Linked DNA regions of Homo sapiens: region 2 is linked to region 1. The links are chromatin contacts, found by Hi-C or POLR2A ChIA-PET in ENCODE. All regions are on one chromosome and are shown on one strand. Each heading gives the region's core, a stretch centred on a gene start or an enhancer-like site at or near the end of the contact. The rest is flanking DNA. Distances are from core to core; before and after follow the strand shown. Region 1 overlaps CUX1 (cut like homeobox 1). Region 2 overlaps CUX1 (cut like homeobox 1).

Region 1 (6,861 bases), core at 1,321-3,820:
CACCCACACCACACGCGCTCCATCCCCCTAGCCAAAGAAAGAAGAAAACGAAGACAGCAAGTATCAGAGTTAGCATGGCTTGGTATCCAATTGTCATTTTCTTGACTGACATAATCTCAAAGTGGAAGGGGAGATTTTCCCACGCTTTGGCTTATAATCAATTCCGTAAGTTAAGAAGGCTTTCACAGGCCAATGGCAAATTTTAGGCTATAACGATATGTTCCTTCCTAAGTACCCTCCTAGAAAACATTCCCCCTGACATATAGAATCCTTTAAATGAGTATGCCACTTCAAAGAAATACTCAAAAGCAATTTTAAAAAAAATCTAATAGAAGAGGAATTGCTAATGGTTAAGTGACTAAAAATTTGGCTTCTGGGCCAGGCGTGGTGACGCATGCCTGTAATCCCAGCACTTTGGGAGGCCAAGGCAGGTGAGTCACCTGAGGTGAAGAGATCAAGACCAGCCTAGCCAACATGGTGAAACCCCATCTGTACTAAAAACACAAAAATTAGCCGGGCATGGTGGTTGGTGCCTGTAATCCCAGCTACTTGGGAGGCTGAGGTAGGAGAATCGCTTGAACCCGGGAGGTAGAAGTTGCAGTGAGCCGAGATCAGGCCACTGTACTCCAGCCTGGGTGACAAGAACAAAAATCTGTCTCAAAAAAAGAAAAAAAATTGGCTTCTGGAACCCTAAGGAGGCAGGGTGTTCAGGGGATTATATGGCCTCATTCCCAGGAGTCTGTCTGCCCGGGAAAATCCTGGTAGGTGGGTGGGTGGCTTACGCTTCATTAAGTGGCACCGATGATACTTAGCTCCCAGGGTGACTTCCAGGGGCAGAGAAATGATGGTCATGCACTTAGCATAATGCCTGACTCCTAGCAAGTACTCAATAAATATTAATAACAGCTCACCACGATTTCAACCAAATCATATGGCTTTCACATTTAGCCGTTACACCTTTAAAATCATGCTCAACAAAGTTGTTTGCTGAGAAGAGGCAGAGAGTGCTTTTCTGTGCTGAAGTTATTATTAAATCCTACACAGAATGACGTTCTCCATTCAGAATGCATTTCAGTTGAGGTTATTGACCAGAAAGACAAGTTATGGGCTACTCTCAAAGAATAGCTTCAAAAAAGAAAGTCCAGCAGCAAACATTTCCACTCTATGAACAGTGAAACTAATGCAAAAGGAGAGAAAATTACTCTCTAGACACATATGGAAGAAGGCAAGTTTTAATTTTACTGTATCTGTTCAAGTCCGCAGTAGAAACTAGGGTCTACCCTAGGCTTTAATAATTTTTTTAAGTGTTCGTTTATAGCTTTATTTTATTTTTATTTATTTTGAGACGGAGTCTCACTCTGTAGCCTAGGCTGGAGTGCAGTGGCACGATCTTGGCTTACTGCAACCCCCATCTCCTGGGTTCAAGCGATTCTCCTGCCTCAAACTCCTGAGCTCAAGTGATCCGCCAGCCTCAGCCTCCCAAAGTGCTGGGATTCTAGGTGTGAGCCACTGCCCTCCGTCACATTTATAACTTTAAAGTCCATTTGTGGCCGGGTGCAGTGGCTCACGCCTGTAATCTCAGCACTTTGGGAGGCCGAGGCGGGTGGATCACGAGGTCAGGAGATCGAGACCATCCCGGCTAAAACGGTGAAACCCCGTCTCTACTAAAAATACAAAAAATTAGCCGGGCGTAGTGGCGGGCGCCTGTAGTCCCAGCTACTTGGGAGGCTGAGGCAGGAGAATGGCATGAACCCGGGAGGCGGAGCTTGCAGTGAGCCGAGATCGCGCCCCTGCACTCCAGCCTGGGTGACAGAGCGAGACTCCGTCTCAAAAAAAAAAAAAGTCCATTTGTGAGGCCGGGTGTGGTGGCTCACACCTAGAATCCCAGCACTTTGGGAGGCCGAGGCGGGCAGATCACAAGGTCAGGAATTTGAGACCAACCTGGCCAACATAGTGAAACCCCATCTAAAAATACAAAAATTAGCCAGGCGTGGTGGCAGGTGCCTGTAGTCCCAGCTACTTGGGAGGTTGAGGCAGGAGAATCACTTGAACCTGGGAGGCAGAGGTTGCAGTGAGCCAAGATCGCGCCACTGCACTCCAGCCTGGGTGACAGAGGGAGACTCCATCTCAAAAAAAAAAAAAGAAAAAAGAAAAAAAAAAGGCCATTTGTGAACACAATTTCTCAAAAGAGTAGATTTTGGTAACATGAACACAATAAGCCATTTATTGACCTTCTACTTGGTGCCTGGGTTGTTCTGAATCCCTATAAGAGTTCATCCAGCCCATAATGACTCCGAGGTCGTTATCATTCCTATTTTTTGAGATAAGAAAATAGAGGCTTAGACGTGATAGAACGCAGCATGTTTTTGACTAAAATTCCAGGGCACATGAATCTAATGACAGTGCTTCCCTTTTGACAGTTATTAAACTCTCAGATAATGCGTCTTTTATACTTAAAATAGCCCTGTAAAAACGGCTGGACACATGAAGGAAGCGACACATGGCTCTCAGGAAGGAAAGGGGATGCCGGCCTTGTTGACGTTTCAGCAAGGGGCGGGGGCAGACAGACAAAGCGGCCGTCCTGAGATGCTCCCGGAAGGAAAGCAGGGCCTGCGGGGTCTTCAGATGCCACCCGCCGCCCCTGGGCCAAGCCCCGCAACAGCTCTGACCACTTCCAGTGACAAGGAACAGAGCAACTGGGAGATTAGCTCCTCGTTAATTACCTAAGAATTGCCTAAGAATTAATTACCGAAGAATTACCTAAGAATTTCTGGGCCTTTGGCCCAGAAAACAAACAAACAAAATAAGGTCTCTTTGAAACTCCACAATTCATTGACTAATTTTGTGTGTGTGTTTTTGTTTTTTTTGAAGATAGGGTCTTGCTCTGCCGCCCAGGCTGGGGTGCAGTGACGCAATCATAGCTCACTGCAGTCTTGAACTCCTGGGCTCAAGGGATCCTCCTACCTCAGCCTCCTGAATTACAGGTATGCACCACCACGCCCGGCTAATTTCTTCATTTTTTTGTAGAGATGGGGTCTCGCTATGTTGCCCCAGCTGGTCTCAAACTCCTGGTCTCAAGCAGTCCTCCCACCTCAGCCTCCAAAGTGCTGGGATTACAGAAATGAGCTACCGCACTTGGCCAACTGAATTTTCTAATGCCCAGATTAAATAGCATCCCTGGTCTTAGAAAGCAGAGAGACTGAATCTGACGCTTCAAAGTAAGTGAGTGGTTACAGCCAAGATGATCAGGGCTTTACATGGAAGAAATGTGGGGGACTCCACTGCTAACAGCTTGCCAAAATTAATCAATGGTTATTTCAAAATTTGCACTAAAGCCTCCGTGTGTGTGTGTGTGTGTGTGTGTGTGTGTTGTGTTGACAGGTGATACAAAAAGTCATTTTGCATTCTTAAGATCAAAACACGTTCTCTGACTCCCCAAAGTACCTTCGCCCATCCTTGATCACTCACTGCCATCTTGTTCTGTCTGAGCTCTTACCGCCACCTGAAATTATCTTGTGCATCATTTGTTTACTTGGCCACTGCCAGATCTCTGTGAGATCTGGAATCTTCTCCCTCCATCCCTGCTGTATCTGACTGCCCCTGGCCCTAGAAAAGGGCTCAGGACTACTTGTAAAAGAAAGCAAGGAAGGAAAGAAGAGAGGAGGGTGTTTGTTGAGCACCTACTATATGCTCTGTGCATCTGAATTCATTTCACCTCCTGGGTGAAATGGGATAGCACCAATTCTTCCTGCTTATACATAAGGGGACCAAGTCTTAGAACAGTTTTTGACCTTGCTCAAGGTCACTGCACGTCACCACTTACTAGTTATGCGTTCTACTCCTGGCCTGAGACTGGACATTCAGCCTCCAGGACCCCTTGAAGTAGGCAGGGTATGTTTTTTGCAGACGAAGAAACTGGGGTTAAGTTTCTGTCACAGTGCCATGGAGGTCACAATACTATTAATGCTGTTGGAGCAAATGAAACCAGGGCTTGACTAGCATTCAATGTCCCTGGGCCCAGGCAACCTCCTCTTCCCTACAGGCCCCTGCTGGTGCCCTCCAGACCATGCGGCAAAGTCTTGCTGGGATGTAGGGGGATAATGCAGCCACCTTCCCTGACTGGGGCCCGAATTAGGTTCAAATTGCCTTCATTACTGGTCCCACTCAAGGCACCTCTTCTCCCCTAGAGACCCAAAAGAAAGAAAATAATGTCTTGGGTTGATAAACTGGCTTAAAGGGTTTAATTGGTAACAGTTAAAAGTTCACTTTTAATTTTTAAACTTTTTCTAGTTAAAGGCTTATTATAACTTAACAGTAGGTGATTCTAGAATGATTAAACACACAAGTTGATTACTGGGGTTTTCTCATTTTGCCAAATCCTGGAGTAGACTTTTTAAAACCAAACTGCCCCCTGCAAAAATGAAAATTCACAAGATACTTTTCTGTGGGGAGTTTCTTTAGAGGATGAGAGAACAACTGAATAAGAAATCTCTTCGGGGGTTTCTGACACCCCCATGAAGAGAGGAATTCTTTTTTAATTTAGTTTAGGTTTTTTGTTTGTTTGTTTGTTTGTTTGTTTTGAGACGGGGGTTATAACTCTGTCACCCACATTGGAGTGCAGTGGTGCAATCATGGCTCACTGAAGCCTCAATCTCCTGCTAGACTCAAGCGACCCTCCTACCTCAGCCTTCTGAGTAGCTGGGACCATAGGTACGCACCACCACTCCCAGCTAATATTTCTATTTTTCTGTAGGGGTGAGGTCTCACTATATTGCCCAGGCTGGTCTCCAACTCCTGAGCAAAAGCAATCCATCTGCCTCAGCCTCCCAAAGTGCTGGGATTATAAGCGTGAGCTACTGCACCTGGCTGAATTTTTTTTTTAAATAACAGCTTTATTGATGTATAATTTATATACCATACAACTCACCCATTTAAAGTACACAGTTCAGTGGCATTTGGCATATTCAAAGTTGTGCAAGTATCACCACTGTCTTATTCTAGGACATTTTTATATTCCAAAAAGAAACCTCATACCAACTATCAGTCATTCCTCATTCCTCTATCCCCTCACCCCTGGGGGTTTCTATCTCTATAGAAATCTACTTTTGGCCAGGCACTGTGCCTCATGCCTGTAATCCCAACACTTTAGGAGGCCGAGGCAGGTGGATCATTTGAGGCCAGGAGTTTGAGACCAACCTGGCCAACATGGTGAAACCCCATCTCTATGAAAAATACAAAAAAATTATCTGGGCACAGTGGCACATGCCTGTAGTCCCAGCTATTTGGGAGGCTGAGGCAGGAGAATTGCTGGAGCCTGGGAGGCAGAGGTTTCAGTGAGCCGAGATCGAGCCACTGTACTCCAACCCGGGTGACGGAGTGGAATTCTAGCTCAAAAAAAGGCCCCATTGTGTCACATCAGGGCTGTGGGCCTTCAATGAAGCCAACTCAATGGGCTCAACGTGATGAAAGGAAAATGAGGCTGGGCTTTTCACTTTTCTGTGTGCAGTGGTTTTAGGGTCTAATGAGGAGTAAAACAAGATTTGTTGATAACAGAGAAGAGTTGAGAGTCCAGTGGGTAACACTGACATATCAAGGAGTAGCCGATGATGCCTGGATGCTGTTTCATGTTTAGAAAGCATCAAAGGCCAGGTGTGGTGGCTCACGCCGGTAATCCCAACATTTTGGGAGGCTGAGGTGGGAGGATCGCTTGAGCCCAGGAGTTCGAGATCAGCCCGGGCAACAAAGTGAGACCCCCATCTCTACAAAAAATAAAAAATAAAAAAAAATAACCAGGTGTGGTGGTGCACGCCTGTAGTCCCAGCTACTCGGGAGGCTGAGGTGGGAGGATCATTTGAGGCTGGGAGGTTGAGGCTGCAGTGAGCTGAGATCATGCCACTGCTCTCCAGCCTGGGCCACAGAGCAAGACCCTGTCTCCAAAAAGAAAAAAAAAAAAAAGGAAAAAAGTAATTGGGATGATATGTGACTTTGCTAAATCCTCACGTCAATGCCAAGATGGGGTTACAACGATCACCCTCACTTCACCACCTGACTCGCCCAGGGTCCTGGGGGGTGTGCAGGGCCATGGAGCCCTGGTGACTATCTCAGGGCAGCCTGTGCACCACGTGTCCACTGGAGTCGCAACTTTATTTTTAAGTGACTCTCTTTTTCCAGGCTGAGTCACTCTGGTGGTGTCTATATAAAGGCTGTCGAGGCAGTGACTAAATGCGTTTGGGCCCAGGCCACAACTATATATTACTACCCTCCACTCCCTCACCCATCCTGCTAGCTCCTTTTCTCACCGAGAGTGAAAAACGAATCATAAAAGTTCACAGCATCTTCCCATCCTCTGTCCTCCTCCCCATGGCAGAGATAGCATCAGGTGCGTGGCTTCCTGGCTTACCCCGCACACAGTGCATCCTGATCAATAAAAAGGAGGGACCTCCTCCCCTCACCGTGCCTGCCAGGGTCGGGAAGGAATCCACAAATCTAGCCAATTTCAACGATGGTAAAAGATTCCTTTCCAAGTCCTATCTCAAGACAACTCCCAAGCCTGAATTTTTACAACTGCTACCCGGGAACACAGAAATCAGAGAAATGCGCCAGGCCGGCGTAGAAGGGGCAGAGGAAGATGTTGGCACCCAGGAAAGGAAAAGAAAGTGGATGGGCAGTTCTGTGAGCAGCACAGGGTGCTCCCTGTTGCAAGGTGGGCATGCTGAGCCAGGCGTCTCCGACAGTCAGGGCTGCCGCCGCAGCCAACAAGAGCCAGGATGGAGACCTGGGTGTGACATCATGTGCATCTGAGCAGGACAGGTGTAGAAAGCACAGACACAGACTGTGAGCACCGCAGACCAGGCATCGTTG
Region 2 (6,850 bases), core at 784-3,283, 220 kb before region 1:
TCCTCTGAATGCATCAGCAGAGCTGGCTGCAGAACTTGGGAGGTGGATGGGGACTGGTCCGGCTGGTGAGTGAAGAGACACTGAATGTGGGTCTAGGTGAGCACTTTTCCTAATGGCTCCAGTGTGCCCCTATATAAGCCCTCTCTTTCTTTAATTCTGGCTATTTTCATTTGAATACTTCTATTCTGTTTGAGACTACTGTTATTTGGATATTGTTGGCATAGCTACTTCTGTCTTCCATGTCATTTAACTTTTCTTTTATATTTTGCTATTTCTTTATCCTTTTCTTGCTGCCTTCTGGATCAAGGTTAACTTGATCTAACTGGTCTTTAGCTATTTATTTATTTATTTATTTATTTATTTATTTGGAGACAAGCTGGAGTACAGTGGTGTGATCACGACTCAAGGCAGCCTCAGTCTCCTGGGCTCAAGCGATCCTCCCACTTCAGCCTCCCTAACAGCTAGGACTACAGGCGCATGTCACCATGCCTAGCTAATTTTTCTATTTGTTTTTTTTTTTTGGTACAGATGGGGGTTTGCCATGTTATCCGGGCTGGTCTTGAACTCCTGGGCTCAAGCGATCCTCCCACCTCAGCCTCCCAAAGTGCTGGGATTATAGGTGTGAACCACTGCACCTGAACTATTTTCTACTTCCTCTTTCTGGAATTCCTATTAGGTGGATGTTGGAGCTCCTGAATTGATCTCTAATTTTCTTTTCTTTCTAACATCTACATCTATATCTTTTTAGTTACTTTCTGGGAAATATCTTCATCTTTATTTTCCAGGCTTGTGTTGATTCTTTTATTTATTTACTTAAAAACATTTTGTTTATAGAGATGGGGTCTTGCTATGTTGCCAGGCTGGTCTCGAACTCCTGAGCTCAAGCAACCCTCTGGCCTTGGCCTCCCAAAGTGCTGAGATTCCAGGCATGAGCCATCAGACCCAGCTGGCAATGTATCCTTTCTTCTTTGCTCCTAAGTTATTCAATTTTTTTACGCTGTTACTTCCACTTGGTCCATTTGAAAATTACCTGTTGGTTTCGCTTCACACTGCCAATATCTTCCTCTGTTTCCCTGAGTGCCTTTGTGGTGCTTTGTCTTTGTGGCCCAGCTGTCCTGCCTCATATCACACCCACTGTTGGGGTCTGGGTGTGTCTTTCAGAAGCACTGCCCTCCTCTGGGGCCCAGCTGTTTTTGCTTGTGTGTTTGGGTCCTCCAGGGATACCAGCCGCTCTTTCTGGCAATGTACACGGTGGGAGGACAGAGAAGCCAGCCCTGCTGCGTGTCTCTCAAGCGAATTGAAGGAGAAAAACACACGGTAGGCATTCAATGCCTTTCTGCCGAACATAGGAAGGAAGGGAAGGGGATGGCCCCCATCTCTGAGATGCCTTGCCGATGACTCCTCCCTGCTGCTTGGCAACCAGGAAAACCCTCTGGCCAGGTAGCTTACTTAGCCTTGACTCTTCCGGGAGCAGCAGCAACAGGAGGACACCGTCTCCCTGGGTGCAGCTCCCTGATCTTGGGAGTGCGGAGCTGAAAAGCTGGAGGCGTGGCTGCCTGGGGGTGCTGGCCCGCCCCTGGCTGCTTTCATCCACTCCTCACTTGCGACCTGGTGTTGCCAGTGGCCAAAGGCCCAGGCATAGAGAAGAGCAAAGTTCCAGGGGCCCAGCTTTACACAGAGGCCGGCTTGGCAGGGCTGGGGTCCATGTGGGTCGAGTCCAGTTCCTGCCAGGTTTATGGGGCCTGGGTGGGGCTTGGGCACCTCCTGGAAAGTGCACACTCTCTGGATTTCTTCTCAGATAGCACATGGCTTTGGATTTTCATCAGGACACCGAATATCCGGAAAACCACGCCTCATCTCCAGAAGATTTCACATCATTTATAAAAAAATCAGTCCCACTGACGCGGGAAGGTGCAGACTTGGCAGTGTGAGGCAATCCTGGAAGTGAATTTCAAGTTTTCCATCTCCTGGTCAGTTGTGCTTTGGTTACTAAGCAACTGCTAAACGGACCAAAATACTGAATGTGATAACAAGGACTGCACTTACCTTTCATGACAAAAGCAACTCTCTTTCCCCAGGCTTTCGAATGACAATGACGACACCACACTCTGCAGTTGCAGGGCAGGCCTATTCCATACCAGGGATTGTGGTGACAGCCAGGCTCGGAGGGGCTGCTGTCTCCATTCACAGAAGGGACCAGAAACCACAGGAGGAGACAATGGGAGGAACCAGGGATGCAGTTGGCGAGGAAACGCTCTGATTATTATTTTAAAAGTCGGCCAGATGCAGTGGCTCATGCCTGTAATCCCAGCACTTGGGGAGGGCAAGGCAGGTGGATCACCTGAGGTCGCGAGTTCGAGACTAGCTTGGCCAACATGGTGAAACCCCGTTTCTACTAAAAGTACAAAAATTAGCCGGGTGTGGTGGTGCATGCCTGTAGTCCCAGCTACTTGAGGGGCTGAGGCAGGAGGAGCATGAGCCAAGATGGTGCTACTACACTCCAGCCTAGGTGACAAAGTGAGACCCTGTCTCAAAAAAACAAACAAACAAAAACAAACAAACAAAAATCTGTATGTTTGTTACTCATTTTTCTGAGAATTCTTTTTTATTTTTGATACAGGGTCTGGTTCTGTTGCCCAGGATGGAGTGCAGTGGTGCGATCATAGCTCACTGCAGCCTCCAACTCTTGTCCTGAGCTCAAGTGATCCTCCTGCCCCAGTCTCTTGAGTAGCTGGGACTTATAGGTGTGCACTAGCAAGCCCAGCTAATTTAAAAGAAAAATTTGTTTTTTAGAGACAGGGGTCTTACAATGCTTCCCAAGCTGGTCTTAAACTCCTGAACTCAAACAATCCTGCCTTGGCCTCCCGAGTAGCTGGGACTACAGGTATGCACTGCCACACCTAGCTAGTTTTTTCTTTTTTGTAGAGACAAAGTTGATCTTGCTATGTTGCCGAGGCTGGTCTTGAACTCATGGCCTGAAGCGATCCTCCTGCCTTAGTTTCCCAGAATGCTGAGATTACAGGCCTGAGCCACTGTGCCTGGCCCATTATTAATTTTTCTAAGGAGGTATTCTTTTTTAAAAGCCGAAAGAAAAATACAACTAGCTGAGTAAGTGCGATCGGGGGCTTTGGAAGATGTGAGTGTGGCCATCAGTGTTTGCAGACCAGGACCAAGGAGGCGGGTCTTGCTTTGGGGCACCTCCCAACCAGGTTTTTTTTTTTTTTTTTTTTTTTTTTTTTTTGAGACAGAGTCTCACTCTGTCGCCCAGGCTGGAGTGCAGTAGCACAATCTCAACTCACTGTAGCCTCTGCCTTCCCAGTTCAAGTGACTCTCCTGCCTTAGCCTCTCCCAAGTAGCTGGAATTACAGGCACACCCAATCACAGCTAATTTTTGTATTTTTATTTTTATTTTCTGAGATGGAGTTTCGCTCTTGTTGCCCAGGCTGGAGTGTAATGGCATGATCTCAGCTCACTGCAACCTCCATCTCCTGGGTTCAAGCGATTCTCCCTGCCTCAGCCTTCCGAGTAGCTGGGATTACAGGTATGCGCCACCACACCCGGCTAATTTTTGTAGTTTTAGTAGAGACGGGGTTTTATCGTGTTGGCCAGGCTGGTCTCGAACTCCTGACCTCAGGTGATCCACCCGCCTCGGCCTCCCAAAGTGCTGGGATGACAGGCGTGAACCGACGCGCCCAGCCCCACCCCAGTCTTAATCATCCACTTTCTCTCCAAACTGCTGCCTCCTCCCCCCACTGAATTAATCCTGCCTGACAAACTGTCTGCAATAAGTAATACAAAAATGCCCAGGGGTTAATACCACAACTGTAAATGTAATCTTGGAAGCGCAGTAATGAATTAAATGGCATGTGGTTTCATGGTGTGAGTGTCAACAGTATTCCAAAGATTTTTCATTCTCTTCATGCTGAAGGCTCAACTAACCACATCAGTATCTGCAGCCTGACATTGGTCTAAAATCATTTATTTTCCAAAGTCTGTAATAACCGCACATATTGTTTGCTCAGCAAAATGATTTATTATAAAAATTTAGATCTCTCACGTTTTTATGAGCTGACGAAACAGCTTCCACTGATCTATTAACCTGCCCGGTATTATGCTCAGCTCTGACTTCAAATAGCGAATAATTTCAGTTTGGCCTAGAATATGTAGTTCGTTCAATCAGTTCACCACAGATCATTTCAGGGTATTCTCTGGGCTAACACACAGTTTTTATGAGGAACTGAAAAGGACATGGTCAAGGTCGATGGAAGGGAAATTATATCCACGCTGGAAATTCTAGTATTTACTTTCACGCAAGCCTCCTGGGGGCTAACGCGTGGCATCGGGGCACGGTGTTGGCGCATATTTCAATACCCAAATAAGCACGCTGGCATCAGGAGCTGTTAAAACGAGCTGTTAAAACAAAGTATATCTACAAGGCAGTTGGAAAAACATACAGAGCGGCCTTCAAAGACTAGTGTATCTTCTTAGACTTGATTCATAAGCCAATAGTCTCGGCCGGGCCCAGTGGCTCACGCCTGTAATCCTAGCACTTTGGGAGGCCGAGGTAGGTGGATCACTTGAGACCAGGAGTTTGAAACCAGCCTGGCTAACATGATGAAACCCTGCCTCTACTAAAAATACAAGTATTAGCCGGGCATGGTGGCGAGCGCCTGTAATCCCAGCTACTCGGGAGGCTGAGGCGGAAGAATCGCTTGAACCCCGGTCACAGAGGTTGAAGTGAGCTGAGATCGTGCCACTGCACTCCAGCCTGGGTACCAGAGCGAGACCCTGTCTCAAACAAAACAAAACAAAAAAACAAAGAAAACAAAAAAAACCCACCAATAGTCTCAATACCAGATCATAAAGTTCTTTGGCATTGAAAGGAGAAATATCTACAGATTAATTCTTCCTGCTTTAAAAGAAAAGCTCCAGTTAGGTTTGATCAAGCGAACTCTCCCCTTCTACCCCAGGGCTGCACGTGATGACCTGCTCTGTCCTTAAGGGGGGACATTTTTCACCACAACCTACACTGCAGGTGAGGCTTCCTTAGCACAGGGGGTAGAGGAAACGGACAGAGGTGGGGCTCGCTGGACCCTGTCCAGAAAGAGCAGGTTGCTGAAGCGGTGGAGACAGGGCCAGGCTCTGAGGAAGGTCACTTGGCTCTAGGTCTGGAATCCCCTTAACTCGGGGGGTCAAAGAGTTGGGCAAGGGGTGGGGGACAAACCTATAGGAAAAGCTGATCGGAGCACAAACGCCTGAACTTACGGAGAAGGGCTGGTCTGCAGTCTCATGCGAGCCAGGGCAAGATTACTCCCAGCAAAGGCACCTGCTGTGGCTGTCGTGCCCTGATGGCGATGGGCCCAGCTCAGACTGAGACAGGGAGGTCTCCCACCAATAACGCCCATGGGGCACCTACCATGAACCACACCCAAGGGAAACAAATGTCCCAGGGGAGGAGTGGGCAATGGCGTAGTGGCGCTGGGACTCCCTTCTCGCTAGCACACAGGAATACACCCTGCACATCCTAGGAGCTCAGCAGGGATATACCGGGCATGGGTGGGTGGGTGGGCAGGGACCCCCTTCCTGTCTACCCAGTGGGAGGCGGAAGGAAATGGCAGCCACCAGCGATTCAGCACAGTGACATCCCAGAAAGTGGTACAAGGGCCTCTGCAGACACCAGGAGAAACAGTATCCCGGAGTAGGGGACATCCAGTCTGTACCCTGGAGGATGAGTACAGATTTACTGAGCAGGGGACACTGGGATAGAGAGGTACGGCTGTCTAGAGAGAGAGGCCACAGGGAAATGGAAGCCTGTTCAATTTTGTAACAACTTTTCAGTGGCTCTCTCGGGGTTGCGAGGCATCCTGTGACCACATCTGCAAATAAAGACGGCAGAGTCTCTTCCCACACCCTTTGAATATTTCTTATCTCACGACAGAATACTACTCAGCCCTAAAAAGGAACGAGTTAATGACATTCACAACAACCTGCATGGGAGTGAAGACTATTATTCTAAGTGAAGTAACTCAGGAATGGAAAACCAAACATTGTATGTTCTCACTCGTAAGTGGGAGCTAAGCGATGAAAATGCAAAGGACTCTGGGGACTTGCGGGGAAAGGGTGGGAGGGGGGTGAGGGAAAAAAGACTATATATTGGGTGCAGTGTATACTGCTTAGGTGATGGGTGCACCTAAATCTCACAAATCACCACTCAAGAACTTACTCATGTTCTTGAGTAATATATAATATATATATATTAATATATTATATATATATAACACATACATTAATGTGTAGTTATATATAAAATACATTATATATATACATTTATTAATGAAATATCCAACTATATCCCTATTTTATTAAGATTTTTAAAATAAAAGATGGGCATTTCTTTGTTTTTTGTTTTTTTGTTTGTTTGTTTTTGATACGGAGTCTTGGTCTGTTGCCCAAGCTGGAGTGCACTGGTGCAATCTCAGCTCACTGCAACCTCTGCCTTCGGGGTTCAAGTGATTCTTGAGAATGCCCCAGCCTCCCTAGTAGCTGGAATTACAGGTGTGCACCACCACGCCTGGCTAATTTTTGTATTTTTAGTAGAGACGGGGTTTCACCATGTTGGTCAGGCTGATCTCGAACTCTTGACCTCAGGTGATCTGCCTGCCTTGGCCTCCCAAGGTGTTAGGATCACAGGTGTGAGCCACCGTGCCCAGCCTCTTTAGTCCTGTTCTGTTTCTTGGAAGCACCATGCTTGTCCCACCTACAGGCCTGGGTCTCAGCCCTCCTGGCCCTCCTCTGAGAGGCCTCTCCACAGCCACACTCTCCATTGTCCATTCATTTTGTTTCTGTTGCA

What was found. A loop is a pair of places that touch in the nucleus more often than their neighbours do. ChIA-PET counts read pairs that join two places held with the same protein, here RNA polymerase II (POLR2A). Pooled maps may share reads with other maps.
Region 2: a map of heart right ventricle shows a loop between it and region 1 (29-fold over the local background). The contact joins two enhancer-like sites. A Hi-C loop is called at or near these places in 1 of 168 maps with a recorded cell type or tissue (heart right ventricle), 2 of 37 single-sample maps with no recorded cell type and 2 of 50 pooled maps. POLR2A ChIA-PET finds 5 or more read pairs at or near these places in 4 of 52 experiments (GM12878, WTC11 and activated T-cell).

What each region holds. Positions count from the first base shown.
Region 1 is chr7:101,923,657-101,930,517 of GRCh38, reverse strand. The region is part of intron 2 of CUX1 (cut like homeobox 1); the gene reads right to left. Among named protein-coding and RNA genes, the nearest start is that of CUX1, 110 kb to the right of the region's middle. Within about 2 kb of position 2,570, at least 3 of the 41 ENCODE cell types and tissues checked have a DNase peak (open chromatin) inside an H3K27ac peak, as active enhancers do; they include heart right ventricle, where a contact is called at or near this core.
Region 2 is chr7:102,148,119-102,154,968 of GRCh38, reverse strand. All of the region lies in intron 8 of CUX1 (cut like homeobox 1), which reads right to left. Among named protein-coding and RNA genes, the nearest start is that of SH2B2, 140 kb to the left of the region's middle. RefSeq lists an enhancer at 1,435-2,140 and a silencer at 4,644-4,785. Within about 2 kb of position 2,033, at least 8 of the 41 ENCODE cell types and tissues checked have a DNase peak (open chromatin) inside an H3K27ac peak, as active enhancers do; they include heart right ventricle, where a contact is called at or near this core.